Linked DNA regions of Mus musculus: region 2 is linked to region 1. Evidence: chromatin loops called from intact Hi-C (ENCODE). Cell type or tissue: heart. All regions are shown on one strand. Links, peaks and the distances in the headings refer to the core of each region. The heading gives the core; the rest is flanking DNA. Region 1 overlaps Slc28a1 (solute carrier family 28 (sodium-coupled nucleoside transporter), member 1). Region 2 overlaps Alpk3 (alpha-kinase 3).

Region 1 (16,351 bases), core at 3,731-11,730:
TACAAAAAATTTCTAACCAAACCCTTAATCAGCTCCTGTTACAGGATTACCAGCCACTTGCTGCCCACAAAGGAATCACTGTCCATAGAAGAGCCTGACTCAGATGATTACCAAATGGATTCCGATGGTGAAGTCCAGATATACCCTGAAAATTGACGATGCCCCTAAACAGCAGGAAGTAGCTTAAGAGACACAACGCCCTTATTCCCTCTTCACCATTGGTTTCCGCTCTCTTCCCCCCACCCCTTCTTTTATAATAACAAGAAGGGAGGAATGTTAGCACCAGGACACTCCAAGCCCCTGTCTATGTGACCCTTGACCTGTGTTGCCAGGACAATGACCCTCAATCCCACAATCCACTTGGCTCAGTTCCCACCCTCACTGGTGTGACATCATTTTCTGTATAAATTAGGGGATCACCCCCTCCTTGCTCTCTTTTTCCTCTCTCTTTCTTCTCTTCTTCCCCCTCTTTCTCTCTTTTTCCTCTTCTCTGCCCTTCTACCTGCTTCGCTGCCCCTCTATCTCTGCACGTGGAACCTCTCCCACGTGGAACCACCTTGGCCTAGTCTGCTGTTTGGTTTATCCGCTCAATATATATAGATAGATAGATATAGATTAATATTATTTGATATTAATTAACACATCAAGGCCTAGGTCAGCAGATTGGAGAGGAAGTCTCTGAGATGACAATTAATCAGATGAATAACAATTACCTTTACATCTTGCACCATAACAAAAATCAGGCCAATACTTTCTTTAAATAAATAAATAAATAAATAAATAATAATAATAATAAGGTACCACTTGGCGAGGGTATCTCTTAGGGACTCCCTGACTTCCATAGTCTCCTTCTTGGGAAGGTTAGGCCTGAAGAGACTCAGGAGTCCTGGTGCCTTCAGAACTATATTATTTTAAGAAATACATTTCAAGCCGGGCGTGGTGGCGCACGCCTTTGATCCCAGCACTCGGGAGGCAAAGGCAGGCAGATTTCTGAGTTCAAAGCCAGCCTGGTCTACAGAGTGAGTTCCAGGACAGCCAGAGCTATACAGAGAAACCCTGTCTCGAAAAAACAAAAGAAAAAAGAAAAAAAAAAAAAAAAGAAATACATTTCAGGCAAAGCAAAACTAAGTAGACCAAATGATACAGTGGAAAGAAGCCTGATCAAGGAAAAACAAACAAACAAACACCAACTGACTAAATGACTAAGTGTGTCTTTATTTATCCCTGCAGGATCTTGGCCAAATTAGTCACATCTCCCTAGCCTCAGTTTCCCCGGTTAGCCTGTCAGTATCTAAGCTGATAACAACAGCCCAGGCTGAAGTGACAGAGGTGCCAAATGGACCATGTGGGTGGTTGGCATGACACAGGCAGGACTTGTAGCATCCCTGGGCAGCAGCCTTCTGTGAACCTGGGGACAGGTTAAATGGCTCTCCCTTGAATTAGATTGGATCCCTGCCCCCCTCCAGTCTCTTTGGGGTAGTTGCAGTACCTACCTGGCTCACAAAGATGTTTCCTGCCACACTTAGGGTTTCAGTGGCTGAGGTGCCCATGGTGACCTGCATCAACCAGGCAATCTGGAAAAAACCAGCGTACTCATGAGTGGCCATTAGCAAGCCAGAGTCAGAAAGAGTTGGGGGTGAAAGTACCCAACTCTTCTAGCCCAGGACCCTGAAGTGGTTTGAACCTTAATTAGCATTGGAGCAGTTTTAAAAGAGGTGATCAGGGAACTGGGGAGGTGGCAGTGTGGAGGTTTGGTCTTTTGCTTCGTATTGTAATGCTAAATTCTGTAAATTCTTTTAAAGGGGAGTAAATTCTCACCTTTAAAAGCTTTTTGTTGTGCAAACCTTGTTCCTAGATTTAAAACTATTGGTTAAATAAAATTGCTACAGCCAATTACTGGAGGAATGAGAGGTAGGTGTGTTTGGAGTGACCTGGATTGGGGTGGGGTGGAGGAGAGCTGAGGAAGAGAAGGAAGGAGAGAGGAGAGAGGAAGCTACCCATGAGGGGAGATGAACTATGAGCATGTGGCCAGGAGAAACAGCATGTATCTAGGGTACACTGCTAGGGAGGTAGCCAGGCCAGCAGTTAGAAAAGAAGATTAGGGGTGGCCCCCAGTAGTTGTCAAAGCCAAATAAAATAACTATAGTCTGAGTCTCATTTATTTGTAAGCTAGTCGGGGATAAGCTTAAAACTGGTTGTACTACAGCTCAGTTGGTCAGGTCAGGACCCATGTAACCCCAGTGCTGTAGAGGGAGACACAGGAGGATCTCTGGGCCTTGCTGGCAGCCAGTCCACCCAAGTCAGTAAACTCAGGCTCAGTGAGAGATCCTATCTCAGAAGATGAGGTGGAGGGTCAGCAAACCAGCTAAGGTGAGCAAACTGCATTTGTCACCAAGTCTGACGACCTTAGTTTGATTGCCAGGACCCACAGAGTGGGAAGAGAACCAACTCCTGCTAGCTGTCCTCTGACGGCGACACAAGTCTGGCATGCATACATATATGTATATTTATATGGGTTTGTTTTCTGTGTATGTGTGTGCAGATGCTGGAAGCTTAGAGAAAAAGGCATCAGATCCCTTGGAGCTGGAGTTTCAGGGAGTTATGAGCTACCAAGGTGAACAATGGGAACCCAACAAGGTCTTCTGCAAGGGCAGCAGTACAAATTCTTAACTGCCGCTGAGCCATCTCTCCAGCCCAGCCAACAACAACAACAACAACCTTGTTGGCTGGGCATGGTAGCACACATTTTTAATTCCAGGACTCACGAGGCAGAGGCAAGCAGATTCTGTGATTTCAAAGTCAGCCTGGTCTACATATTGAGTTCTAGGACATCCAGGGCTACAAAATAAGACCATGTCTTTAAAAAAAAAAATCATTCACCATAATGTAGTCTACAGAGTGGGAAAATATCTTAACCAACCCTACATCAGACAGAGGACTGATATCCAAAATATATAAAGAACTTAAGAAATTAGACACCAACAAACCAAATAACCCAACTTAAAATGAGGCAGTGTTAAACAGAATTCTCAACAGAGGAATCTCTAATGGCTGAGAAGCACTTAATGAAATGTTCAACATCAGGGAAATGCAAATCAAAATGACTCTGAGATTCTATCTCAAACCTCTCAGAATGGCTAAGCGGGGACTGAGAGAGAGAAGGGAAATTGATGGGGGCATCTCTGGAATGAGATGGAGATCTGGTAGGAGGAGGCAGGTTCTGGGAGTCTATGGGGGTGACACCAGCTGAGGCTCCTAGCTTCTGGAGATACAGATACTGATGTGGCCACCCCCCATAGCCAGGCAGGACTTCCAGTGGAGGGAGAGGGACATCAACCCACCCGTGAAACCTTCAACCCAAACTTTGTCCTGCCTACTAGATGTGCAGGGATAAAGATGGAGCAGAGATTGCAGGGAACAGCCAACCAATGACTGCCTTGATTTGATGCCCATGTCATGGGAGAGAACCAACCCCTGACACTATTAATGATACTCTGCTACGCTTGCAGACAGGAACGTAGCATAACTGTCCTCTGAGAGGCTTCATCCAGCAGCAGATGGAAACAGATGCAGAGACCCATGGCCAAACATCAGGCAGAGTTTGGAGAGTCTTGTGTAGGAGATTGGATTGAGGGAGCTGGAGGAGCCAAGAATACCACAAGACCTTCAGAGTCAACTAACCTGGGCCCATGGGGGTTCACAGAGACTGAACCACCAATCAAAGAACATGCAGGGACTAGACCTGGGCCCCCTACACATTTGTAGCAGATGTGCAGCTGGGTCTTCATGTGGATCTCCTAACAACTGGAACAGGGGCTGTCTCTGACTCTGTTGCCCGCCATTGGATCCCCTTCCCCTAACTGTACTGCCTGGTTAGGCCTCAGTGGGAGAAGCTGTGCTTAATTCTGCTGGGACTAGATGTCCCAGGGTGGGGTAGTACCCAAAAGGGGCTTCTCCTTCTCTGAGGTGAAAGGTAAAGTGTGGTTGGGAGAAAGACTTGTAAGGATGGGACGGGGAGGAGAGGAGGGAAAGGGCTTTGATAAAGTGAATGAATAATTAAATTAATGAAAAAATTAATTCACTATAATATCTAGCCTGGTATTTTTCAGTTACTTAACTAGAGACTTTCTTGTCCAAGTAACATTTGGTAGCACGCCAGGGTCTAGAGTTCACTGGAAAAGGGTTTGGGACATATTGTACTTCTGGAATGTTTCTGTGCGGCTGCTGCCTCTCGGCCTGTCCTCGGCTAGTCTTCCTTCATAAGCAGTTGGAATTAGCTTTCCCTCCTATCTTCCTCTGGTCCAAGCCCATCATTCTCCATCCCTCCAGCCTGGCTGTGGAGGATGTGAATTCTTTCCTGCTTACAGCATCATTTGTCCAAGCCCGCGGTTGAACATGTGTTCCAGATCCAGGGGCAGTCACCGCCTCTGGATTCTGCAGGTTCACGTAAGCATAGATCGCTTTTTATTCTTGCTGTCATGCAAAGGTGCTGACTTATTCTGAGCTCTGTTGGCTAAAACCCCAGACCCTTTTGCCAGGTCTGATGCTTTCAAATGCTGTGCAGTGCTAATGCCTAGATCCCAGACACATGCAGATTTTATAAACCTAAGCACAGTTGGGCTGCCAAGATGACTCGGCTGGTAAAGGTGTTCATTGCCTGACAACCTGAGTTTAATCCCCAGGTCCTACATGGCAGAGGGAGGAAACCAGCTCCTTCAAGATGTCTTCTGACCTGCACATGTGCATCCTGGTATGCATGCATGCACACACGTGCATGTGCACACACAATAAACAAATATATCAACAAGTGAACAAATAAGCAAACAAATGAATGAATGAATAGTCCTTTTAAAGTAAGCACATTTATACCAGCTAAGTATGGCCTATCTAGCCCGGTATTATAATCTCTCTGGATCATTTTGGTATAAGTAATTTTCCCCCTAAATCATGTGCCGTTTCCCTCCCTCCCATAGAGACAAGCTTTTGTGCCATTTTACCCTAGTGTCAGGGCGAGAGACCTTCTGAAGGGATGTTTGACTAGCAGTAGATATGGAGAGAATGTAAGGTGTGGAGGAGAGCATTCTGGGAAGGCATGGGCTTCAGGAGCAAGAGACTCCAGGAGGATAAAGACCCTGGGAGCAGGGCATTCTGGGAAAGTATGGATCCAGAAAGCAAGACATTCTAGGGTAGGGAGTTAGACCTTGAGACATGGGACTCTGGGAGAGTGGGGACGCTGGAAGGCTGTGCCCGGGAGCTGGTGACTCTGAAGAAGCCTGCCCAGGTCTGAGGACTCACCTTCAGGATCACCCACTGCATGAGGCCCAGATAGTACAGAACTGACATGACGCAGCTGAAAAAGACGATGATGGGCAAAACCTGTGGGAGACAGGGTCCTGGGTTAGAGCTGTGGCAGGGCCAGGTGACAGCCCACTCCTCCAAAGCCTTCTCTCAGAGGTCTGCCAGGTGCAGGGAGAAGCTCTGAGGACTGTGCAAGAGTCCCGGGTGATCCCCAACACAACCCCGTGCTGGGTCGTGAGAGGGGCTGCTTTCACCCCCTGTCTCTTTACCTCCATCATGAGGAGAAATCCCTTAGGACTGTCACAAAGGCTAAAGGAGCAGGCTCAGGTCTAGCACACTCAGGAGCATGGCTCTGGTCTGGTTGGGCTCCCTGCTCCATGGGCCTGAATGAGGGAACCCTCCTTGGTGTGGCTTTCTGCTTCTGTTCAGAGCCATCAGGCTTGCAGCAGACATATCCCAGCCCTGCAGTTAGCATCTTATCTTGTTACTCTGTTTCCTTTTCAATCATGCCAGGACCTCCACATCCATTCCTTCCCTTCCGTGCACAGCACACTCCAGGGCTTTCTTGGTACAGCCCTTTTATTTATTTATTTATTTATTTATTTATTTAAAATATTTATTTTATTGTTTTAATTACACGTGTATGGAGGGGCATGGTGCGAGCACATAAGTACAGGTGCTGAGAACCAAACTGGGGTCCTCTGCAAGAGCAGTGTCTGCTTCTAACTGCTGAGTCATCTCTCCGCCCCCAACCGCAGCTCATTTGTAAAGCAGAGCTTGGGTATCTCTTGACAGAGGGCTGGTTTAGTAACCCACAGCATGGACACCCATGGTGAGCTAAATGCCAGGAAAGAAGAACAAGAAAGCTCTGGGAGTCTCTTGAGAAGCTGGTGCCCAAGTTCTGAGTGTATGGTGCTTTCCTAAGCTCCTCTCGCTCCTCTCAAGCTCCTGCTGAAAACTACGAAATAGAGAAGGAGGGAGAAGCTCCCTGGGCACGTGAGAGATAGGCTGTTAGGGGAGAAGGGAGAGCCTCACCATGGACACACGGTCTGTGTTATTACATGAAGGAAAGGCAGGAAGTTTGTATGGACCAGGGACATCATTCGAAGGGCGTGCAAGTGACCAGTGACAGCAGGCATCTGAACGTGAGTGACTGAGGGCCAGGGCGTGAGGGACATTTGCCTCTTGGGTTCTTCTTCCCATTGGAGTGTTTGTCCTGCCTGTGTGTTTCTTTTCAATAGTTCAAATGTGTGGCAGAGTTGCTAAGACTATGGGAATTCTCTGTCACTAAAAAGTGGGAAAGATGGGTTGGAGAGATGGCTCAGCTGCTAAGAACACTGACTGCTCTTCCAGAGCAGAGGTCCTGAGTTCAATTCCCGACAACCGCATGGTGGCTTACAACCACATTCAATGCCCTCTTCTGGTATGTCTGAAGACAGCTACAGTGTACGTATATACATAAAATTAAAAAAAAAATATTACTTTTTAAAAGTGAGGAAGTTGGGCCAGATGGTGGTGGTGCACGCCTTTAATCCCAGTACTCAGGAGGCAGAGGCAGGGAGATCTCTGTGTGTTTGAGGCCAGCCTGAACTGCATAGTGAGTTTCAGGACAGAGAAATCCCGTCTAGAAAAACAAAGAAAAAAAAAAAAAGCAAGCTGAAATATTAAAATATCATGAGCCAGGCAGTGGTGGTGCATGCCTTTAATCCCAGCACTAAGGAGGCAGAGACAGGTGGATTTCTGAGTTCGAGGCCAGCCTGGTCTACAGAGTGAGTTCCAAGACAGCCAGGACAGAGAAACCCTGTCTTGGGGGGAAAAAGAAAGAAAGAAAGAAAGGAAGGAAGAAAGGAAGGAAGGAAGGAAGGAAGGAAGGAAGGAAGGAAAAGGAAAGGAAAGGAAAGGAAAGGAAAGGAAAGGAAAGGAAAGGAAAGGAAAGGAAAGGAAAGAAAAGAAAAGAAAAGAAAAGAAAAGAAAAGAGAAAAAAACTCAAAAAAACAAAACATCACAAAAGGGAGTTAGCTAGTTGGCTCAGCCAATAAGGATGCTTGATGCCAACCTGGCCACCTGAGTTTCACCCCTGGGACCCACATGGTAGAAGGTGGAGCCAACTCATTGTTTTCTGACTTCAGCACTGATACTGTGGCATGTGTGTGCCTGCACTCTCACACATATGCAGGCACACACATGCTGAATACATCCTTTAAAACAGCAAAGAAGGCACTACTCCCAAACACTTACACCCCTGTATGCCAGAGCTGTGAGGAATTTGGTTTTCCTTTCCTTTCCTTTCCTTTCCTTTCCTTTCCTTTCCTTTCCTTTCCTTTCCTTTCCTTTCCTTTCCCTTTCTTTTTTTCTTTCTTTCTTTCTTTCTTTCTTTCTTTCTTTCTTTCTTTCCTTCCTTCCTTCCTTCCTTCCTTCCTTCCTTCCTTCCTTCCTTCCTTCCTTCCTTCCTTCTTTCTTTCTTTTTCTTTCTTTCTCTTTCTTTTCCTTCCTTCCTTTTCTTAATTTGCCCATTGGGTAAAAGGGTCTAGGGCTGAGAGGGAACTCTGGGTGGGGACTGCATTTGGAAGCTGGTTCATGAGAAATGCAGTTGAGACTTTCAAGATAGCTCAGCAGGTAACGGCTTGCTACCAAGCCTGATGACCCAAGATCTACCCTGGAGAACCCCACAGGGTAGGACAGAAGCAGCTCCCACAAATTGTCCTCTGACGTCCACGTATACATCGTGTCACACACAACACACCTCCCCAACGCATACCTAGAAAATTAATTAATTAAAAGTAAAAGAAAAAAAAACGGTGATGAGGTCCAGTTGAAGCAACAGAATAAACAGCACTCACAGAAACCCGCTGAAGTGTGCAGAGCAGGACCCTGCAGCCTGCATGGCTAAAGAGAGAGGAGCATAGTGTCTAGGAGACCCAGGACACCAGTTAGAGCGGCTAAAAGGAGAAGGACAGAGGCCATGCAGGCACAGCCAATCATATTCGGGAGCCTCAGCACTTTGGCAAGACAAGTCTTGAGACAGACAGAGACTATGGCACTCAGGGCAGGCCTGGCCAGGTAAAAACAGTGTCAGAGGGAGGATGTGGACACAAACCAGAAGCCAAGTAACACTGAGAGGGAGCAAGAGACCCAGAGATGGTACCAACAGGCAGCACTTCTGGGAGGCCAGGCTGGCAGGGAGGGCCGAAGGGCAGGAGCTGGTTATTGTATTTTGAAAAGGGAGCGTCTTGCACAATCTCTCAGAACAAGTAGATGGTCCTAGGTGGCAGCAAAGATCTGCTCCCACAGCCCAGCTGTGGGGACGAGAAAGAAAAGAGCGGTGGACCTTCCCCTCCCTCTTCCCACCAACACCACAGGCCTCTCTAGACTTGCTCCACTTCCCACCTATTGCTGTGGCTTGCCTGCTGCTGGGGACATCACATGACAGGGAGCATAGATACTGCATTCAGAAACTCCGTTCCTGCCTTCTAACCCCTCCTTGCTAAGGCTTGGAGCTGGAGCTGCTCACAGCTCCGGGGGTGACGTCATTCTGCTCTCCCAGAAGCCAGATGTGAGTCTACTCAGCTGACGCGGTTGACTCTGTGAGGGACTCCAGGGCAACTGGCTGGCTACAGCCCCAGGCTGGAGCTAGGAGGACATGTCCAGGATGGCAGAGTGGGCATCGGAAAGTGTGTTCTAACTGTAGGCGGAGGCTGTTGGTGAGAGGGAAGCTTCATTTGGGGAGAAGGAGTGAATGGTGACGGAGGAAAGGGAAGCAAGGGGGTCTCTAGATGGCTCAGTGGTAAAGCATCTGCCTAGCATGTGTGGCGCAGGAGCTGCAGCACCACGAAGATAAGGAAAAAAAGCACAAAGGAAAATGAGAAGAAAAGAAGGGAGAGGAAAGGAGGGGGCAGGAGGGGAGGGATAGAGGGAAGGGGGAAGGCAGGCAGGCTCCAATTTTCTAAGGTACGTTATGTTATAATGTCCCCGTGGCAAGTATGATCTCACAGCCCAGGAACCACCTCTGGAGAGCCTGGGGTGGTACACAAGCAGTGTGTGTAACTCAGGGCAGTGCTACTGAGGAAGGACTCTTAACTCCTACTATGTGCCTGGAAGGAAGTCCTACTGTGTGTCAGATACTCATTGCTATGTGCTGGCTCACTGATCCTCAAAGCAACTGAGGTGGCTATCACTATCTCCCCTTAAGCAATGGGGTACACTGAGGCTCTGAGGTGCAGGCCACCCATCCAAGGTCACACAGTTGAGAATGGGCAGAGACCACTCAGATGGCTGAGGCATCTGCTCTGGAGAAAGCTTGATTCTCTGCATTCAGGGCTGTGTGTGTCCCTGCTATAGGCGGAATTGTCCAGATTGATGTGATAAAACCAAAGCCCGGGTGACAGGCTCAGACGAGCCATCAGGAGGTGAAGCCCTCATGAATGGGGTCAGTTCCCCTTATGCAAGAGGCCCCAAAGTGCTCCCTCTGTCTTCGAGCACGTGAGGATGGGAGAGGAGTTGACCGTGACCAGGAAGAGGGATTCCTGATCAGAACATGACCCTGGGGGCTCTCTGCTGTCCCTTCCAGCTGCTAGAGCGCTAAGGAGTGGACTCCTGTTGTTTGTGAGCCAGTATGGCTATAGTTTTTAATAAGAGCATCCCACACTCTGAGGACCACGGCTCCAGAGTCTCCACTGTGCCACACCCTTGGAACAACTTCATCCTGCCTGGAAATCAAACCCATGCAAGCTGGCTCTCCTTCCTCCGCCACCCCAAGTCCTTCCTTTCAGCCTTGCCCCTGTCTCTGCTCTCTTCCCACCCCATCTCTGAAAAGAGGACTGTTTACCTGAGGGGATTAAGGTCTGCCTTAGGCAGGTACCCCCAATCTCTCAGGAGATAAAAAGGGGTTTTGGTTTGTTTGTTTGTTTGCTTGTTTGTTTTTACCTCTGGGGCTCCTCAGGAGGAGCAGTTGAACACTGCTTAGCTGAGCAGGTGGGGCCTGTGCCAGAGGCTGGAGCCCGCCATTGTGAGAGGCAGAGGGAGTGTGACCCTGGGTCAGCCAGACCCAGCAAGAAAGCAGGAGCTGGGCTGTAAGGAGGGGGGACTGAGGGGTCGGGTGGAAAGTTACTAGAAGGGAGATGGAGCCAAAGCAGGGGTGGGACAGGGGTGGGAGGGTGACTAATCAACCAGATATAGCCAGGAGGGGGAGGACACTACATGGACTGTGCAGAGCTCTGGGCCAAAAAGAAGCAGAGGACTAAAAATGTCCCAGGGTGATTCTACTTCCTGGAGGGAAGATCATTTGGACTAGGTCCCAGCAGGAGACAGCCTAGGTCTAAAATCTGCAGGAGCTCAGGGAAGGCTTCCCAGTGTGGACACTGGCCAGAGACTCAGACCAGAGTCTGAGAGGCATGGAAGAGCCTTGAGTTCAAGTCAATACCCAACAGGGTCACCCTACCTTAAGGGCAAGTCTCAAGACTGAAAGAAAAGTGTTTGTGATGTGGTGTGTGTATGTGTGTGTGTGTGGGGGGGCAGTATATAGTGTGTGTGTAGTGTGTGTGTGGTATGTATGTAGTGTGTGTGTGTGTGTGTGTTTTGTATGGTGTGTGTGTGTGCAGTCTGTGTATGTGGTGTGTGTGTATATGGTATGTGTGGTGTATGTGGTGTGTACTGTATATGGTGTGTATATGTGGTATATGTGTATGTGGTGTGTAAGTAGTGTGGTGTGTGTGGTGTGTGTGGTGTGTGTGTATATTGTGTGTGTGCAGTGTGTGTATGTACAGTGTGTGTAGTGTGTGTGGTATGTGTATGTGGTATGTGTAGTATGTGTGGTGTGTGTGTGTGTGTGTGTTTGAGTGTGTATGTGTGTGTCTTGTAAAGGCTGCGTTGACTTACACACTGAGATCTTCCTGCCCCTGCTTCCCTATTGATCTCTAGGATCAAAGGTTTCCATCACCACCACTGCCTGGCTAAAGGATACATTTCTAAGGTTGCTTCCATTCAATCAGTGATTCATTCCCATGGCCCCGGCTTCACATCAGACCAAGAGCTCGGTTGGTTGCCCCACTTGCTGGATGCAGGCTAACTGGCTCAAGCACGGTCATATTACCTAACACAGCCCAATCAGAATCGTGCCCAGGACTTGTCTGGCTACAAAAGAGAGTTGTCCATGCTAGCCGATGTGTTGTAAGAGTGACCATCTGGTGTTGATGGAGAAAACATGGTGTGAGGGGTAAAGCTGACCCTGAAGGCTAAGCAGAGAGGAAATGAGGCTGCAGCTGTTCTGGGGCCTGGATCTGGCCTTTGCCGGCTCCACCTGACCGTCTGGTGTGTGAGCCAGGAAGTCCTCTCCTCCCTGGGAAGCTAGGTGCAAAGGATTTCTGTCACTCTCAACCATCCCAAAGAATGTAACCTCTTATAAGCCAGGAGGAGAACAAATGTTCTGAGACCCAGAGCCCCTTGCCACCTAAATAAGGGGCTCTGATGTTGGGGCACAGAAACTAAAATATGGACCTTGTGTTGGGGCTCCAATCTTGACTCTTTAGCCTCAGGACTTTGCACAAACACAGCTACCCTAACCATCAGGCTCCTCGTCTATAAAGGGGTAACCATCGTGTTTTCTCTGAAGGGTTGGTGTGAGACTAAAATAAAGTCTAGCCACAACTCCTCTCTGCACACCGTAGCAGTTGTCAGGACTTTCTTCCCCTTGCCTGAGCTTTTCTTTTCCACTAGAGCAGTGGTTCTCAGCCTTCCTAATGCTGCAGCCTTTTAATATAGTCCCTCATGTTGTGGTGACCCCAGCCATAAAATTATTTTTGTTGGAATTATATAGTTGTAAATTTTGCTACTGTTAAGAATCACAACACAAATATCTGATATGCAGGATATCTTATATGTGACCCCTGTAAAAGAGTCGTTAAACCCAAAGGGAGGGAGACCCACAGATTGAGAACAGCTGCACTAAAATAGCCAGCACTAGGTGGGACAAATGGTTTATAATATCCCTGAATTACTTCAAAGTCACCTTTGGCCCTTGAGGGATTAGAAGCCCTGGGTCTTGCTATGGAGGCTGGAGGCTGGCATGCTGTTGCATGCCTATAATCCTAACACTTCACAGGTAGCAGTAGAAAGTAGAAACTTAAGTTCATCCTCTGCTCTGTGATAAGGTCAAGGTCAGTTTGGACTACATGAGTCCCTACCCCAGCACTTTGGAGGCAGAGACAGGCAGAACGCTGTGAGTTCCAGGACAGCCAGGGCTACACAGAGAAACCCTGTCTCAAGAAACAAACAAACAAACAAACAAACAAACAAAGTAGTTCAGCCCTTGTGTTAGACCAGGGACTCCAGGCTTTGAAACATGGTACCCTGGCCAGGAGAGGCTGTCTCCACTGAGCATATCCCTGTCTCCTTGGGGCTCACTGATCACACCCCCTGTCTCCTTGGGGCCCACTGAGCACACCCCCTGTCTCCTTGGGGCTCACTGATCACACCCCCTGTCTCCGTGGGGCCCACTGAGCACACCCCCTGTCTCCTTGGGGCTCACTGAGCACACCCCCTGTCTCCTTGGGGCCCACTGAGCATACCCCCTGTCTCCTTGGGGCCTACTGAGCACACGCTCTGTCTCCTTGGGGCCCACTGAGCACACGCTCTGTCTCCTTGGGGCCCACTGAGTACACCCCCTGTCTCCTTGGGGCCTACTGAGCACACGCTCTGTCTCCTTGGGGCCCACTGAGCACACGCTCTGTCTCCTTGGGGCCCACTGAGTACACCCCCTGTCTCCTTGGGGCCTACTGAGCACACGCTCTGTCTCCTTGGGGCCCACTGAGCACACGCTCTGTCTCCTTGGGGCCCACTGAGTACACCCCCTGTCTCCTTGGGGCCTACTGAGCACACGCTCTGTCTCCTTGGGGCCCACTGAGCACACCCCCTGTCTCCTTGGGGCTCACTGAGCACACCCCCTGTCTCCTTGGGGCCCACTGAGCATACCCCCTGTCTCCTTGGGGCCTACTGAGCACACGCTCTGTCTCCTTGGGGCCCACTGAGCACACGCTCTGTCTCCTTGGGGCCCACTGAGTACACCCCCTGTCTCCTTGGGGCCCACTGAGTACACCCCCTGTCTCCTTGGGGCCCACTGAGCACACCCCCCTGTCTCCTTGGGGCTAACTGAGCACACCCCCTGTCTCCTTGGGGCTCACTGAGCACACCCCCTGTCTCCTTGGGGCTAACTGAGCACACTCCCTAGCAGGCACAGAGGAATTTCCCAGAATCACTCCTGAACCATCATTTATTTCATTCATCCAGCAAGCCGCAGAGTCTCTGGCTGTGGCCTTTTAGGGCTTAAGGCTACATGAAGGATACAAAGTAAGGCCAAGCCTTGTCCTCAAATGGTAAACACTCTTGTGACAGCACCTAAGGAACTGAGGAGTAACTGACATCTCTCTTCCCCTAAGCCGGCATCCCTAGACTTCAAAGCATCTCCTTTGCTGGGCCCCTCTCCAACACACACACCAGCATCTGTCTTTCATATCTGCTGTTGACATGTTAAACAACCAATGCCATAGTCAGGACTGCTCAAAACTCTTCAGTGGAGCCTCTGTTAGTGAAGAAAGCCTAGATGTGGGACACCTATGGTGGTGCGTGTAGGTTATCCCAGAACCCAGGAAGATCACAAGTTTGAGGCCAGTTTGAACTACATCCAGGCCCCGTTTCAAAACAAAACACAGCCCAAAACAGACTCAACAAAAGACCCTCAGATGCCTCAGCCTGGCATTGAGACATTTTTGGAACAGAGTCTGCTGAACCCAGAGGCTGTCCCCCAGCTTCCCTCCAGGTGTTTTCACACCCCAGCGTCCCTCTGAGCCTTTGCCCTCACCACTGCATCTTCCTGCTTCTGGCTCCAGCACCTCTCAGTCCTCCACATCCTGGGACTCTTCCATATCTTAGGGAGTCCTCCTCATCATCCCTGGTGGCAGCTTCTCTACTACAGGCTCTGCGTCTGTCTCACGCCCGTGACCCCTGCACACTGGAGGTAGAACCACTGTGTGCTATTTAAAGCTGAGAAGCTGTGGGGCTTTACCGTAAGATGCCCTCAAGAAGTTACCCTCAGCAGATGTTTACCTCTTCCCACTGGACCTTTGGGTGCACACTACTTGGCTATGCAGATATGGAGAGAGCAGTCCCCACACCCTATGGGGATGGTATTTGGGTGAGCTTGTAGGATAGCCAAGGCTGTCTTTCGATATCTTTATACACAATAGTTCATGGGGTGGGGGGAGGCAAATCTGCCCAGGGCCAGACAGACTCTAGGAACCTGAGGCTTTCCTTTTCCCTACGGCACTGGCATCATTCAAACCCTTTGGGCAGGCTGGATCTTCCTTAAGAGATTGCTGGCATAACAGGCACTGAGCGCTAAGAAAAGCTAGTAAGAGGTCAGAGTTCATGTCCAGAAGGATGGTCTGGACTTCATTTGGCTCTACGTGAGCCCAGAAGTCTACAGAAGAAGCTGGAAGCCCCCTGGGTTCATCATCCCCAGCAGAGTAGAAAGGCAGAAACTCCAGAACCTACCACATCGCCTGTGCGACACCCCCCATGGCTTTAGTGGTCTAGACTGGCATCCGTGATTCGTGTCCTCGTTACTTTGGCACCAGAGGCAGAAAAACTGGAGCCAGGCTGCCACTCTCTCTGCCCGGCTTTTGGAAACGCAGCGTAAGCCTGGAGTGAGCTTCAGGCTGTAAAGCTATACAAAAGGGGGGCCTGTACTAAAGTCCTCACTAGCCAAGGTATGTCAGAGGCTTACCCGGTTCCCGGAGGGAGAAGAAATATAATCACAGCTCCATCCAGAACAGCAGAGGGGGTGGGGGGAACATCAGCAGTGTCCCCAGCATGAACGGCTCTGTTTTAAACTACAGCTGGGCTCTGCCATGGGACAATGGAGTCTTTAAAACAGAAGGATGGCTTTACCCTTAATGTCGGCTATAATACTTCACATGACTGTAGACGCAGTGTTGAGTGATCAGAGAGAGAGAGAGAGAGGGGGAAGGAGAAGAGAGGAAGGAGGAGAGGTGCAAGAATCAGAGCCTGTGGAGGAGGTTGGCTATGAGGGGTGGTGAAGGAGCCTGATAGGAAACAGTATTTATGGATCCAGTGTCCCCGCATCATCGGGGTTGTCACTCAGCACCCCCACCCCCGCCATTTCTTGCTCTCAGCCTTCTAGCAGCTATGTCAAGTGGTGACTCGTGCTTAAGAAAAATAATGCAGAAAGAGCAAACTTCCTCACGTTTTACCAGTTATCATCCAACAAACAGGATGCTGGGTCTTTCCTGGCCCCAGGCTTTGGCTTCCTAGGCACTAGTCTGAGCCCACAGGAGCCCTCCCCACCCAAGCTCACCTCCTCTCAGCTTAGCTGGCTCCCACAGCTGGGACCTGAGCAGCAAGTGCCAATCAACCCTTGCTGGGGCAACAGTCAACTGACCTGAAAGGCAAAGACATCCTTGACCAGAGCCTCCCCGAAGACGAAGCTGGAGCCGGCCTCGGTGTAACTCAGGAAGACCTGGAGGAAACAGAAATACAGGGAATGGGGCTGGGAAGGGAGGCAGGGACCATGGCCAGGAACTCAGGCTGGGGTGAGCAAGATCTTCAGCCCAGTACAGGTGGAAGAAGGCTGCCAAGGCCTTCCTGCCTCAAGATGTACCTCTGAAACATGGTCCCTACATGCGGCCTCTGTGTTAATGGAGGTAACGAGACCAAGAATCATAATGGTAGACTTTATGTTATTTATCTTTATCAGAGTGAGTCTGAGGCTACCCAGATTACACCAGACATTGTCAAAAACAAACAAACAAACAAAAAACCCAAAAAACAAAAAACAAAATCCATAACTTAAAGAGCTAGGACTAGCAGCTCCTGCCTGCAATCCCACTTGGGAAACTGAGGCAGGGGGATTGCCAGGTGTTCAAGGCAATCCTGGCAGTGGTACTATCTCAAAAAGCAAAACGAAGGACAACCTCTGAAATTTATGAGGATGGCTCAGCTGGTGCCGTGTTTGCCTCATAACAAGGACCTACACTATGATCCC
Region 2 (13,806 bases), core at 836-8,835, 62 kb after region 1:
TGGGCGGGGGAACCATGGAAGATGTGGGCTGGCTGGAGACCATCGGTACCTTCTCCAGTCTAGACTTGACTGGTGTCTTTCCTGGGGGACTTTCTCCAGCTACCCTGGTACTTGGAGGTGGAGGTTTTTCCTCTTCCTGGGACCTGCCTGCCCGGGTGGTCTCCATGAACATGTCCTTCAGGGAGAAATACACCTGCTCTGAGCTGCGGCTTGGAACAGGGGTGGGTGCAGGGACTGGGACAGGGGCCGGGGCCAGGGCTGGGGCGGGGACCGGGGCAGGGGCGGGGGCGGGGACATCCTGGACCTTGTCTTGAATGCCCAGGACAGAGGCTGTCTTCCTGGTGCTTTCTATCCCAGGCCCCCGTGCTACCCGGCCTCTGGGCTGGGTCTGAGCTGGCTGTGTATCCGTGGACTTCTCCCTTCTACTGGAGTTGGGTTTGTCTGTACTGGGGACGACGTTTTCTGAAGAGCACTGGCTCCCTTCTGCCTTTTCTAACTCCAGCTTCTGCTCTCCTGGTTTAGATTCCTCATCCTTCCTTTTCTTCTTAGCCCCAGACTCCTTTGGAGGGCTGTTCTGAGGCCCCAGTTCCATGACCTCGCAGATGTATGTCAGCAAGCCACGCTCTTCGTCTTCCCCGTTCTCTGGAGCAGGCTCCCCATTGGTGGGCGCCTCTCCAGGAGCAAAACTGTTGATCAAACCCAACCCCGGGTGCTGAGCAGACTCAGTCTCTCCTTCCTGCCAAGCCGCTGAGGAGCCTTCCTCCATTTCCCTGACTGGCGTGGAGAGGACAGCCTCTTCGACTCCACTCAGTCGGCGCTTTCTTTGGAAGCGGTCGGGGCTGATCTTGCGAAGAAGCGTGTCAGCCTCCCCTGAAGCCTCTTTTCCATGCTTCCAGCTCTGCTCAATCTCCCTCATCTTGGCTGCAGCCTTGCGCTTCAACTTGGCGAACCAGCGCTGGTGAATCTTGTACTCCGTCATAGTGCCCACCTCTAGGACCCCTGAGCAGGACACGATGCCCTTGGTGTTCCGGGCAGAGGCTTGGTAGATGGCAGCATCTTCTTCCTGACACCTAGAGGTAGGAGCATGAGGCGCCATCTCTCCCCGCTCCTCCCCACAGCCAGAGTCTCTGGCATTGACCACCGGCTCCCTCCCAATCCAAGTCGTGCCCTACTTTAGGCGTCATGAATTTCCTCAGCTACAACGGAGGAAACTGAGGCCACAAGAGGACAGCTGACCAAGGTCATGCTGTCCCAGGAGGGATTAGACTCGGGGCCCAGAAGAGCTCCCTTCAGAAGCAGGTGACCAACACAGCCCTGAGAGTAGTAATGACGGCACTGTTGCTTTTCCTGGCTGCTGACCTCATGGAAAAGGTTTCTGAGGGTCAGGGCCTCCTCTGGTTGCACTCACTTGTGGCTGTCAGAAGCACGTCTGCCCTGGCCTGGGGAGATCCCAGACACTGGCAGAAAGCACAGTTCACCAGGTAGATCAACTCAGTAGTAGAGCCCTGCCCTCTAACTCCAGAGAGTGCCTGGGCGTTTCCACCCAGCTGACTCCAGGTCTGATGGCAGGATCCAGCGCAGGGCCCTCGGGAGGGCAGAGAGCCATGCCGGCCCCTCTCCCTCACCTGTACAGCTGCAGGGTGTGACGGTTGCCTTGATGAGTGATCTCGTATTTTGGCAAGCCACAGTAACGGTCCAGTTCTATGTCATCCTTGTACCAGGTCACCTCTGGCTCTGGGTATCCTGACAAGGAAGCAAGAGATTGAATAATAGTAGGTGAGATCCAAAGTAGTGGGAGGAGACGCAGAGGCAAGGGCTTCGAGCTGTCTGAAGAGACTGGACGGTTCCAGTGCCCCGGGCCCTCCGGAGGCACTGTCCCTGTCACTCAGCTCAGCTTCAGAAAGTAGGATCTGTCAAAGCAGAAAGCATTCTCCCCTCTGACTGAAAGGATGAGAACTAGGGGGAAGAGACTTCTTAGCTTTCAACTAGAAGAGAGATCTTTTATTTATTCACTTATTTGTTTATTTATTCATTTATTGGTCTCTTTGAAACTGGGTTTCTCTGTGTAGCCCTGGCTATCCTGGAACTCACTCTGTAGACCAGGCTGGCTTCAAATTCACAGGGATCCACCTGCCTCTGCCTCCAGAGTGCTGAGATTAAAGGCACATGACACCATCACTTGGCTTATTATTATTATTATTAAGACAGGGTCTTTCTATATAGGCCTTGCTGTCCTGGAACCATGTAGACTAGGCTGGCCTTGAACTCACAGAGCCCTGCCTGCCTCTGCCTCTGAGTGCTGGGATAGAGATGTGCGCCACTGCACCTGAGCCTGCAGAAGCCGTCTGTGGAGCTTTTTATGCCTTGTCTTCCATCTCTACTCCTGTTTCCTCTGCTACACTTGAACTGTCCGTCGAAGTCAACTGTGACGTGCACATTGCTAAATCGCTCGTTGATCCTTAGGCCTGACTGCCTACTTCCTAGACTGGCTTTAGCTGCTCAAGGAGCAGCAAGGACCCCCTGCTGTTGCAACCTCTAGTCCAGCCCTCTCCTCTCAACTCCAGACTGTACATTGACTTCATATCTGCACTTGACGGCCTAGCAGGCCACAGGTGTGACCCATCCGACTCCTTATCCGTATCCCAAGCCTATTCACACACAGCTCAGTAAGGGGACAACCCATCCCCCAGTGTGGCTCAGGCCACAGCCCCGAGTCCTCCTTTTTCCTTTCTTCTCACACTCACCCTGTCAGATAGTCCTACAGGCTCACCCTTGGGAGCAGACCCAGGATCTGACCATTTCCTGTCACATCCTAGTCCCCACCACTTTCATGCCCCACTTGGGTCCCAGGGAGACCTTCCTTGATGGCCTCGCTGCCCCTGTCGTGGCCTCTCTTCAATTGGAAACGCCACAAGCAGAGTGTGACTTCAGATCCATCTACTCTCAGCCACACTCAGAGCACCCCAGGAGCCCCACCTCACACAGGCACACACAGTCTGCACCCTGTCGCTGTGGCAGTGACCTGATCTCATCTCCCTCTCCCATTTGTGAGCCGCACCCCCGCCTCAGTCTTGCTGGCTCACACTAACAGCCCAGGAGGCCACATCCTGCGCCACTCTGCTTCCTGTCTAACTCCTCACAGAGGCCTTCCAACAGCCTGTGCGAGCCTGTGGCTCTCTCCCCTCAGCCTTGCTGTCCTCCCTCGTCTTGCATCTTTCTTCCTAGAGCACACTGCCATGAGACACACTGAGCTTGTTAATTTGTGTGTGTCCTGTCTGTCACAGTGTGCCCATCACAGAATATCGAATATTGGCTTCGTGACAGCGGGGACTTATCTGTGTTCGTCAATGCTGCATCCCCAGTTCCTAGAATAGTGCCTGGTAATGCAATCCACAATAAGTAAATATTTACCAATGAATACATCAACTGTATGGAGAACTATGGTCCAGAGAAAGAAGCGAGCTCCTTGGCTGGGGATTTGGTCTTGGATCAAGTAATACTGAAGGCATGGGTGCATACCCCCAGTCACCAGCCCCTCCCCTTCCCGCCACTAATCACACCTTAGCTTAGCTCCTTGGCCATCTCTCCTACTAGACCCAAGACTCAAGTGGGCAGGAGCCATCCTGTGTTCACTACCGTATCTCTATCGCCTGCACCAGTGCCTGCATAGCGGTTCCTCCATAACCCCCTGTCAGAGGAGCAAGCAAAGGAGTAAGGAACAGGAAACAAACCCACGGGAGCCCCATCCGAGGCATATGAGGAAGGGCAAAGGGCAAGCAAGGGAAGTCGAACATCAGCGGGGAGCAGGGGAGGCAGGGCTACAGCCGGCTGGGCCAGGAACAAACTGGGCTGTGCTGGCTGTAAACTGAGCCCTGTGTTTCCACTGTGCGCTAAAGCCCTGGGTTACATCACTGTGCGTGTGGCTAGGGCAAGCACAGGTGCTCTCACCATCTTGTGGGATGATCTCACCCACCAGGGCCTTGGAGTCTTCTGCCTCATGACCTGCCCGGGAGGGACATCCTCAGCCTGCAGTCCAAGAGAGGCTGGAGTGGGGCAAAGGCCTGGGACAAGGAGGGGAACAGGGAGTGGCCTACACAGCTGAGCCTGAGCCACAGGAACACCCCATAATTCTGCCAATAATGGGGATCAGGGCTTCATAGCAAGAGTGGCTTTGAAGCTGGGCGGTGGTGGTGCACGCCTTTAATTCCAGCACTTGGGAGGCAGAGGCAGGCTGATTTCTGAGTTCAAGGACAGCCTGGTCTACAAAGTGAGTTCCAGGACAGCCAGGGCTGCACAGAGAAACCCTGTCTTGAAAAACAAAACAAAACAAAACAAAACAAAACAAAACAAAACAAATGGCTTTGAAAACAAGATTATTTGTAACGTGCTGGTTACTTCCTGGGTGATGGTTACTATGTTATATAAATACACAAAAGCTCAAGAGGATTATGTCCTTAACTCAGCTCCACACATACTTCCATGCATGGTACACATATGCAAACACACACGCAAACAGAGGGAGAGGGAGAGGGAGAGGGAGAGGGAGAGGGAGAGGGAGAGGGAGAGGGAGAGGGAGAGGGAGAGGGAGAGGGAGAGGGAGAGGGAAAGGGAGGGAGAGGGAGGGAGGGAGGGAGGGGAAAAGAGAGAGAGAGAGAGAGAATGAACTCTGGGAGAGTTCAAAATAGAACCTGAGCCTGTAGCTTTCCCCTGCCCCTTCACAGCCTATGGTCTGCTGCACAGCTAGCAGGCTCACCTAGGGAACCCAACTTGGACACCCACTGTCTTTTCCAGTCACTCCTAATTTAAAGAAACTCAGAGTCAGACAAATAGGAGTTTAGAGTTTTAAGAGAACTAACTGTCAGATATGGAATTTTCCCTGGTTCCTCTGAACTCAAATTGCTCACATTTATTGAGGAAGACTTAACTGTGTGCCAGAAGCCAAGAGACAGTCCTCACGCATGTCCCATCTACTCTCAGATCAGAATGCTCCTAAGGATGTAGTCACAATCCCCAGTACAAGACATCGAGACCCACACCCAAGGTTTAGAGCTCTTGCTGCACTTGCAGAAGCCTGGAGTTCAGTTCCCAGACCCCACGCAGTCCTGCAAAACCACCTGAAACTCCAGTTCCAGAGACTCTGGCGCCCTCTTCAGGCCTCCTAGGGCGCTGCTACACACATGCTATACATAATATTCTGGAGCATACATGCATTAAAACAGTTAAAGGCTTTTTTAAGTAAGGGAAATGAAAAGGAAATTAAGGCTCATGAGTTAAGACTTCTACAAAAGTCACCAGTGAGGAAGCAGAAGGGCCCAGACTCCAATCCCTCTCTGCTATGCAGTGAGCGCTGTGATTCCTGCTTCACACAGGAGAAAAGCAAGCCCCACCGGAGCTAAGGGAATTACTACCCAGGGCTACATGGCTGTCAAATGACATAGAAACTTCCCTTCTCTAGCATTCTTCCCAATGAGGACTCTAGGGCCAGTGTATAACATTTTGCACCTAAAAGTCCTCATATTAGACTTATTTGCCCAAAATAGGATTCTTTCTCTTTTCTTTCTTTCTTTCATTCAATAAATGTGGTTCTTATCACAGATTAGGTCCCTGGCTTCAACCTACCTACCTCTGATGTTTTCTTCTTCTGCCTTAGCATGTGAATAAGCACATACGTGCACATACACACCCCAATACAGAATGCACCCCAGAACTGAAGAGAGTAGATGGGGAGGCCACCACACTGGGCAGAGATGAGCAGTCTCAGACAGTAACATTCCAGCCTAAAGAGGCCTGCAGGAGCCAGGAGTCAGATGGCCCAGCCACTGTCTGTCCCCACAGTGAGTGAAAGAATGCTGTAGGTCTTGTGTTCCTGCTCCAGGTCCGCAGGGGTTTCCCTCCCAGAACAGCCAGTTCCCTGTTCTCCTGCTACAGCTAAATCTTCCTCCCCGAGACAAAGTTCCAACCATAAGGAAAACATCATCTTCGCCTGGCAAGGTCCCAGAGTCGGGGCTGACACATCCTACCTCTGTTGGGGGAGGGAATGCTTCTCCCAGGGAGGAAGAACAACTGCCTCCGCTAAGACAAGCAGAGACAGCAGCAGCCTTACACAAAGGCCAGTCTCAGCCACTGATCAGCCAAGAACACCTCTAGACTGAGATCGAATGTCTAACGCTGTCTCCCCAGTTCCTGGCACCCTCCTGTTTCCCTTCCCCCTTTCCCACAACCCACTCTTGGTGATACCATGGTGACCTCTTTCTAATCTGCTACAGAAAACTGAATGAACTCAGATCTGGGATCCATGTGGGATGAGGAGGGAACAACAGCGACTGGAGATGTGGATATTGTGGCTGCCCAGAGCCCTGACAACTGCACAGACTCAATTGGTAGGTGCGCCTCAGTAGGAGACCATGGCTGGGCATCATGAGATACAGGGATAAGACAAAGAAACAAACAAACAACAACAACAACGTTGCTCCTGAAGTCCATGACATGGATTTGCTGGTGAAGGTGCTTCCTACCCAAGCCTGCAACCCAAGTCCCATCCCTGGGACCCACATGATGGAAGGACAGAACCAACTCCCAAATCATTCTCTGACATTCACACTATGGCATGTGGCACAAACACACACACATACATACATTTAAAAATAGTTATTCCTTTGGGCTCAGGGTTTTAAAACACTTGCTGTGTGAGCCTAATGACCTGAGCTCAAACCCTAGCATCCAGGATGGAAGGCGAGAACTGACTCCTGAAAGTTGTCCTCTGACCGCCACACATGTGCTTCAGTATGTCTGCCCCCATGCTCACATACATATCACACACATACATGTACTGCCTGGTTTTATGTGCCAACTTGACACAAGCTGGAGTTATCACAGAGAAAGAAACCTCCCTTGAGGAAATGCCTCCATGAGACCCAGATGTAAGGCATTTTCTCAATTAGTGATCAAAGTGTGAGTGGTGCCATCCCTGGGCTGGTAGGCGTGGGTTTTATAAGAAAGCAAGCTGAGCAAGCCAGGGGAAGCAAGCCAGTAAGTAACATCCCTCCATGGCCTCTGCATCAACTCCTACCTCCAAGTTCCTGCCCTGTGTGAGTTCCTGTCCTGACTTCCTTTGGTGATGAACAACAATGTGGAAGTGTAAGCTGAGTAAATCCTTTCCTCCCCAACTTGCTTCTTGGTCATGATGTTTTGTGCAGGAATAGAAACCATGACTAAGATAATACACATACACACACACATACCATATATACCATACACACATATCATACACACATGCACACATACATACACATGCACACACATATCATACACACATCATGCCACATACATGCATGCACACATACATACCATACACACAGATACACACACATAGCACAGTACACATATCACACACACACCACAGTACACACATATCACACACACTAAGAATAATAATTCCTCAATTGCTTCTTTGGGTTGAGCTTGAGGCGGAAAAGACTCCCATGGGGAGATTGAGAGCATTCAATAAAACGTCCCAAGATTCTGTACACCAAACTGGAGTCTGGCAAGTCCACACTGATTCTGAGAAACCATGGCGCCCCATGCCTGCTTTCCCTGAGGCTCCTCATACAGGTCCCCACAGCAGATACTGCCACTGCCCCACCCGAGCTGCTGCTGAGATGAGCCAAGTGGAAAAGATACTAATTTTGTCATCAACATGGCCAGGGGTCAGGGAGGTCCTGTGGCAAGTGAGTACTGTGGCAGTTCCTGAGAGGCACAAGCAAGTCCCACATGCACCCTGTCCTTACAAATCTCACGATCCCAGAGGAAAAAAATATGGCAAAGTAACTGAGCGACGGAGGATGAAGCAGGGACTCTCCTGGAAGTGCTGAGGCTGGCCCAGAAGTTGGGGAGAGGAGGCATCGGCCAGACACAGCAGCAGTGGCCTCTAGGTAGCAGAATGGACATGCAAAACAGAGGAGAAGGGGAGACATGAGACAGAGAGACAGACACAGAGATGGACACAGACAGATACACCGACACAGAGAGAGACAGAGAGATGGGGTTCAGGGGAGACAGGGAGAACAGAAAACAAGAAAAATAGGACTTTGTAAAGTCCCAAAACTTTGTAAACAGGAAGGATAGAGGCACATAGGAGGTGAAGCACAGTCAGAGCCACGCTCAGGACCTGAGTCAGAAGTGGCAGAAACTGACAACTAGCCAGAAAACCCCCCATAGGGCACAAGACTGGTGACGGGTGGAGAGGGAAGAGGGGAGGCTAAAATGTTTTTAAAAACACAGTCTCAAAAAAACAAAAAACAAAACAAAACAAAACAAAAAAACCCAACCAAATAAACAACACAATGCTGGTCCTGGTGGTGTGTGCACACCTGAAATTGCTGCACTCAGAAGCCGGAGGGAGATCTCCAGTTGGAGGCCAGCCTGGGCTACGCATTAGCACCCTGTCCTAAAACAAAAACTTGTGAGTGTGGATGGGGTGCACCCTTAATCTCAGCACTCAGGAGGGATTGATAATTGTTAATTACTATTAATGGCAATAATTAATAACTTGGGAGTCAGAGACAGGCAGATCCTTGTGAACTCAAGACCCACCTGGCCTGTACAGTGTGCTGGCCAGCAGAAGATACACAGTGAGACCCTGTCCCAGAGGGCAGCAGCAGCAACAAGCCAGGTAGGATAGCTCACACCTACAATCCCAGATCGCTGGAAGGAATACACTGCTGTGCTTTGATGAGTGTCTTTTAGTATAATTTGAAACCTTCACCTACATACATGTATTAATTGAATAGAATAAAATTTCATTTCCTTGGAGACAGGGTCTCATTGCATCCCAAGATGGCTTCAAACTGACTGTGTAACAAAGGGTTACACAGTAAAATTTATATCCTCCTGTAAATTTATGGCCCTCCTGCCTCCACCTGCAGAGTATGGGAAACATAGAAATGCCCCTCCACAGATTTATCGGTGCCGGAGGACAAAGCCATAGTCTCATACACGCTATGCCAGGACTCTACCAACTGAACTGCATCCCCAGGCCTGACTTTTTTCAAAGATAATTATGAACATTCTACATAAAGCAGTACATGAGGGATCATGGAGTGAAGTTGTTTTCTAAGAAATCAGTGCTGGAGACTCAGCCGGAGGCAGCACCACAAAGGCTCAGCCAGAGGCAGTGCATCAGGGAAAGCAACCAGGTCCTCGCCCTTGGGCAGCTCATCTTGCCTCTTCAAACTCCCGCCTCTGCAAAGGTGGACTAGCAATAACAGAACTTCGCAGGGGTTCGGGAGAATTCAGTTGCAACACACCATGTCACACAAAGATAAAGGGTACAGAGAAGCCAGTGTCTCTCTAGCAGATTTGCTGCTGGTGGCCTGGTAATTGAGACAACTATCCATAAGGGGGGTGGGGGTAGGGAACAATCCCAAAGAATTTGTTTACCTGGCTGGGCTAACCAAGTCCCTTCAGGATTAGGGAGTGTGACATTTAGAAACCTATCAAGCTGTTGACTAACTGAAAAACAAAACAAAACAAACAAACATTCAAACAAAAGGAACAAACAAAGCACTGTGTTCTTGGAGGCACATGGGTCTGGCGCTTTGCAATGGTGACTTTGCAGCTGAAGGTGAGTAGGCCTTGGGGCAGGTCAGGATGGGGCAGAGGGCAGCTGGGCCGGGAGACATGGGAAAGGAACAATCTTGGAACCAGTGTCCCAGCACTCATGACCTGGTCCCCTCAGGTGTCACAGGGCTTCCTACTTAAAGGCCATGGGGAGCTCACTGGAAAGCAAACAGTTGTGGCCTTGCTTCCAAACAAGCAAGGCACCTGCAGGGTGCTAAGTGTTATCCCAATGGCTCTGCAGGTATTGACCCTCTCAGCCTCCTAACGCAGTGAAGGGGTAGCAATCTGCTCCAGTACCAGGTACTAAGAAGGGGGTGAAGGGAAGGTTCCAAGCCAGCTCCCTGCCTTCGGGATCTACAGTCCGAGTAACTACACTCTACATCCTCTAGGGCTGGATACTCCCAAGTCACAAACTGTTCAACTCTTCAATCATGTGTTTAAAAGATGGTTTCAAAGATCAGTCCTCCATACTCAGAGTATACTTGAAGGGGAAGGATCTTGGATGAGCAGAGTCTGGGGCTTCATTGTCTTTGTTTTCTGTTTTTTTGAAATGGGATCTCATGTAGCCTAGGCCTGCCTCAAACTCATTATGTAGCTAAGAATGACCTTAAATTTTTGATCTTCTTGTCCAAGTGCTGGGATTACAGACCCATGCCAGGTTCATGCATGCTAGTAGCACTCTACCAACTGACCAACTGAGCCCCAATCTTAGCTATGAACACAGGTTTTAAAGAAGAAAGGCAAAGCACACAGGCGTGCGCACGCGCGCACACACATACACACACACACACACACACACACACACACACACACACAAAACGTGTTTCCAGAAGGGAACACCAGCCCACACAGAGATCTAAACTGAGGGAAAAGTAAAAGCTAAAGACAACTTGCTTAATACATGAAACCCACCTCTCTCCTCCACGCCTATTCTAGCCTCCCGAGGCCCTGCTCCATGCAGGAGCCCTGATAGAGACCATGTCAACAGCATCATTACCTGTGACAATGCAGGTGAACCTGACGTCACTGTCTTCGGACACGGCACGGGACTTGAGTGTGGTCTCGAACAGTGGCTGGGTCTCCTCTGTGAGCTGAGCAATGATGGAGCAGAAGGTGCTCCTAGGAGAAGCAGAGACCATTTAGAGCCCTCCCTACAACTGGCACGCTGGCCTTGCCGAGCCAAGCACAAGTCTTACCATGTCTGTCAGTCACCTGCGGCCAAACTTCCTGGGCATACCTGAGCAAATCTTTACTCAAGAACGCCTGGGCTTCCTGGCCAGGTTGGGGTGGGTCCTAAAGGGCTGAATGGAGTCTTGACCCAGGGCTATTACAATAGGTAGCTGACAGCAGGCCAAGCTCCTGAGCACACTGGAGTACGATCCTATACATGCCTATCAAACCCTTACTGCGTGATGGTGGGGAGCTGGCTTCATAATCCATTTTCACCTCCAGGGAACCCAGTGTATAGGAGAGACATACATACGTGTAGACATGTCAAGCCTCGGAGATGGATCCGTAGCATAGCTCAGCCACACCAACGGGGAAAAGGCAGCTAACCCTCAAGGAGGCAGAGGTCCCGAAGGCATGGAACACTATCCTAGGGCTCAGGCTCAGAAGAAAAGTGCCGCCACTTATGAGCACAGGCCAGGGCCTTTGCCCTGAAGGAGACTCTACTTTATGGACTATCAAATGAATTTTGATGCCACATAGAGCTATGGGCTGGTACTAGCAAGCCAGTGTGGGTCCTCTGCTCCGTCTATGGACACCACGTACTGAACTGAACACAAGCCTGGCAATTGCAGGACTGCAGAGCCACAGACTGACTCCTGAACAAGCCAGAACTCAGGGTTCCCTGTGGTCAAGTCCTTCCTGCAGAACTCAGCTGAATCTGTGGGCTTATTATGTCTACCCCAGACTCACCAATAATCCTCAGGGCTTACAGTCCACTCCTTTCTGAGCACAGGAAACAGACCTCGGCACCAAACCCTTCCGTGGGCCAGCAAAGACAATGCATTCCCAGGCGTGAAGCTCAACCACATAGCCAGGCTGTGTGGTGCACAAGCTGTGCCCAGCCCTCCTCCCCTTCCCAGGCACACACTCCGTGAGCAGCAGCTGGGACGGTGAGGGGAAACATCAACAGAAGCAGAAGGAACCGTGGAGAAAGATAAATCACTCCAAGCTGCCTTTCTCTGGGCTGCAGAGGAAGGGGTGGACCCCTACAGCCAGATATACTTGCCCACAACTCTCCACTGGGTACAGAGTGAGAGGTGAGGGGACACAGACAGACAGTGTGTGACCCTACAGACTTTGCAGAGAGAAGGCACCGTGCTCAATGCATCTTTCCTGTAAACATTATCCTGTACTTGAGAAAGTTTGCATCTCAGGAAGTGTTTTGAATCAGGTAAGACTTCTGCATCTGTCGGTGGTGTCTAGGAATGCAGGAGCCCAGGCATGTGGAGAGTTAGCGGGAGTCTTCCCTTTAAGGCCCACCCAGGACAGGGATCTCTCTCTCAGATATCTGAGGACTGGACCAGGGTTACAAGGTGCATTTGGCAGCATCCTCTCACTGGGCATCGGCACCTCCCTTCCCCCTTGAAGTCATTTAGAAATAGAGAACCTCTTGGTAACTAGACTACCAACTCCCTGAACACTCAGGATGCAATATCTGGAAGTGTTTTTCTTTTTTCTTTCTTTTTTTTAGACAGTAGGTTAAGTGAGTCTAAAACTTGTGATCTACTTGCCTCAGCCTTCCAAGAACCTGTGATTTACAACCCTAAAAATGCTTCAAGTGTTTCTTTTTTATTTCTTTCTTCCACTTTTTCTTTCTTCTGCCACCTTTTCGTTTTCTTCTTCTTCTTCTTCTTCTTCTTCTTCTTCTTCTTCTTCTTCTTCTTCTTCTTCTTCTTCTTCTTCTTCTTCCTCCTCCTCCTCCTCCTCCTCCTCCTCCTCTTCCTCCTCCTCCTCTTCCTCCTCCTCCAAGACAGGCTCTCACTAGATAGACCAGACTGTCCTCAAACTCAAAGAGATCCACCTGCCTCTGCCTCCCAACATGTACCACTGCACCTGATTTGAAGATGTTTCTTGTTGCTGTCAGACTAATAGCAATTTCTGATTTTGGAGAACTTCCTAGAAAATTCTAAGCTAAATATAGCCCAACTGCTGTATATCCTTTTTTTAAAAAAGGATTATTTACTTTTATGTACATGAGTACACTGTCACTGTTACCAGACACACCAGAAGGTGGCATAGGATGTCCATTACAGTTAGTTGTGAGTCACCAGGTGATTGCTGGGAATTGAACTCAGGACCTCTGGAAGATCAGTCAGTGCTCTTAACCACTGAGCCATCTCTCCAGCCTCCACTGTATACCCCTATTACATTATGTAAGTTGTTTTTGTTTGAGTTTTGTTTGTGGCAAACTTGGGGTTTTATTAAATTTATGTATCTATTTTGTGTGAGAGCAAGAGTGAGTGTGTGTATATGGAGAGAAAGGGTGGCCTCTATGTATGTGGAAAGAGAATATGAGACTGTGTGAGAGGAAAGGGTGGGGGCCAAGGGGGTCACGGCACACATGTGGCAGTCAGAGGGCAGCTTGTGGTTTTCTTTTCATCTTTATGTAAGTTCCATCCGGAGCTCCATCACTAGGCTTGAAACCCAAGCGAGAGCCTTGAGCTGCTTAAGAGTCCTTCTACCTTGTCTTACTCTCTGGGACTTTTGTTTCTTGAGGCAGGATCTCAGTGTGTAGCCCTGGCTGCCTAAAAGTTTCTATGTAGGCCAGGCTGGGTCAGGGAAAGCCACCCTATATTGCCCTGTTCTGTTGACCACACAGGACTTCCGGTTGCCACAGCTTTCTGTCCCTGTCCTCCACTCTGTTGTGGACTAGACTCCAGGTGTAATTCATCCAGGTGCCTGAGAAATGGGAAATCCACACACATCTGGTAAAAGTCTTTGCAACCATGACATTTCCAAGTCCTTCCAGTTCCATGATTTGGTAATGGTATCATGGCTAATATGTATTTCGAAAGAATCCCAGAATTGTTGATGTTCCCGCAATGTTCCAAGGAGCCTAACCCTGACCTATTGTGTGCTGCTTGCCTTCCAGTGAAGGCCCCACACACACACCTCCACACATCACTCTGAATCATGTGAGCTATCCTCCCTTTCTCCCCCACCAAAGTTTCCTCTGTG

What was found. Hi-C counts contacts between places; a loop is a spot of excess contacts. Peaks named below come from ENCODE experiments on the same cell type or tissue, not always from the same donor. Only the 100,000 strongest peaks of a DNase experiment are listed, where the experiment ranks them.
Region 2: a loop joins it to region 1, with 2.2 times the contacts of the local background. A loop is called at or near these places in 5 of 42 quality-filtered maps.

What each region holds. Positions count from the first base shown.
Region 1 is chr7:81,127,187-81,143,537 of GRCm38, reverse strand. It overlaps Slc28a1 (solute carrier family 28 (sodium-coupled nucleoside transporter), member 1), which reads right to left. Exons shown (of 18, transcript NM_001004184.3): 8 at 15,749-15,826; 9 at 5,296-5,376; 10 at 1,494-1,574. Among named protein-coding and RNA genes, the nearest start is that of Slc28a1, 21 kb to the right of the region's middle. In heart, for the core only: CTCF peaks have their summits at 8,567 and 10,571; DNase peaks (open chromatin) are centred at 4,287, 8,787, 10,467, 11,437 and 3 weaker places; H3K4me3 peaks cover 649 bases; H3K27ac peaks cover 3,409 bases.
Region 2 is chr7:81,064,810-81,078,615 of GRCm38, reverse strand. Alpk3 (alpha-kinase 3) reads right to left here. Exons shown (of 14, transcript NM_054085.2): 3 at 10,616-10,737; 4 at 1,626-1,743; 5 at 1-1,070. Among named protein-coding and RNA genes, the nearest start is that of Alpk3, 14 kb to the right of the region's middle. In heart, for the core only: a CTCF peak has its summit at 5,156 (motif pointing left); DNase peaks (open chromatin) are centred at 1,385, 3,065, 3,975, 5,935 and 1 weaker place; H3K4me3 peaks cover 439 bases; H3K27ac peaks cover 5,389 bases.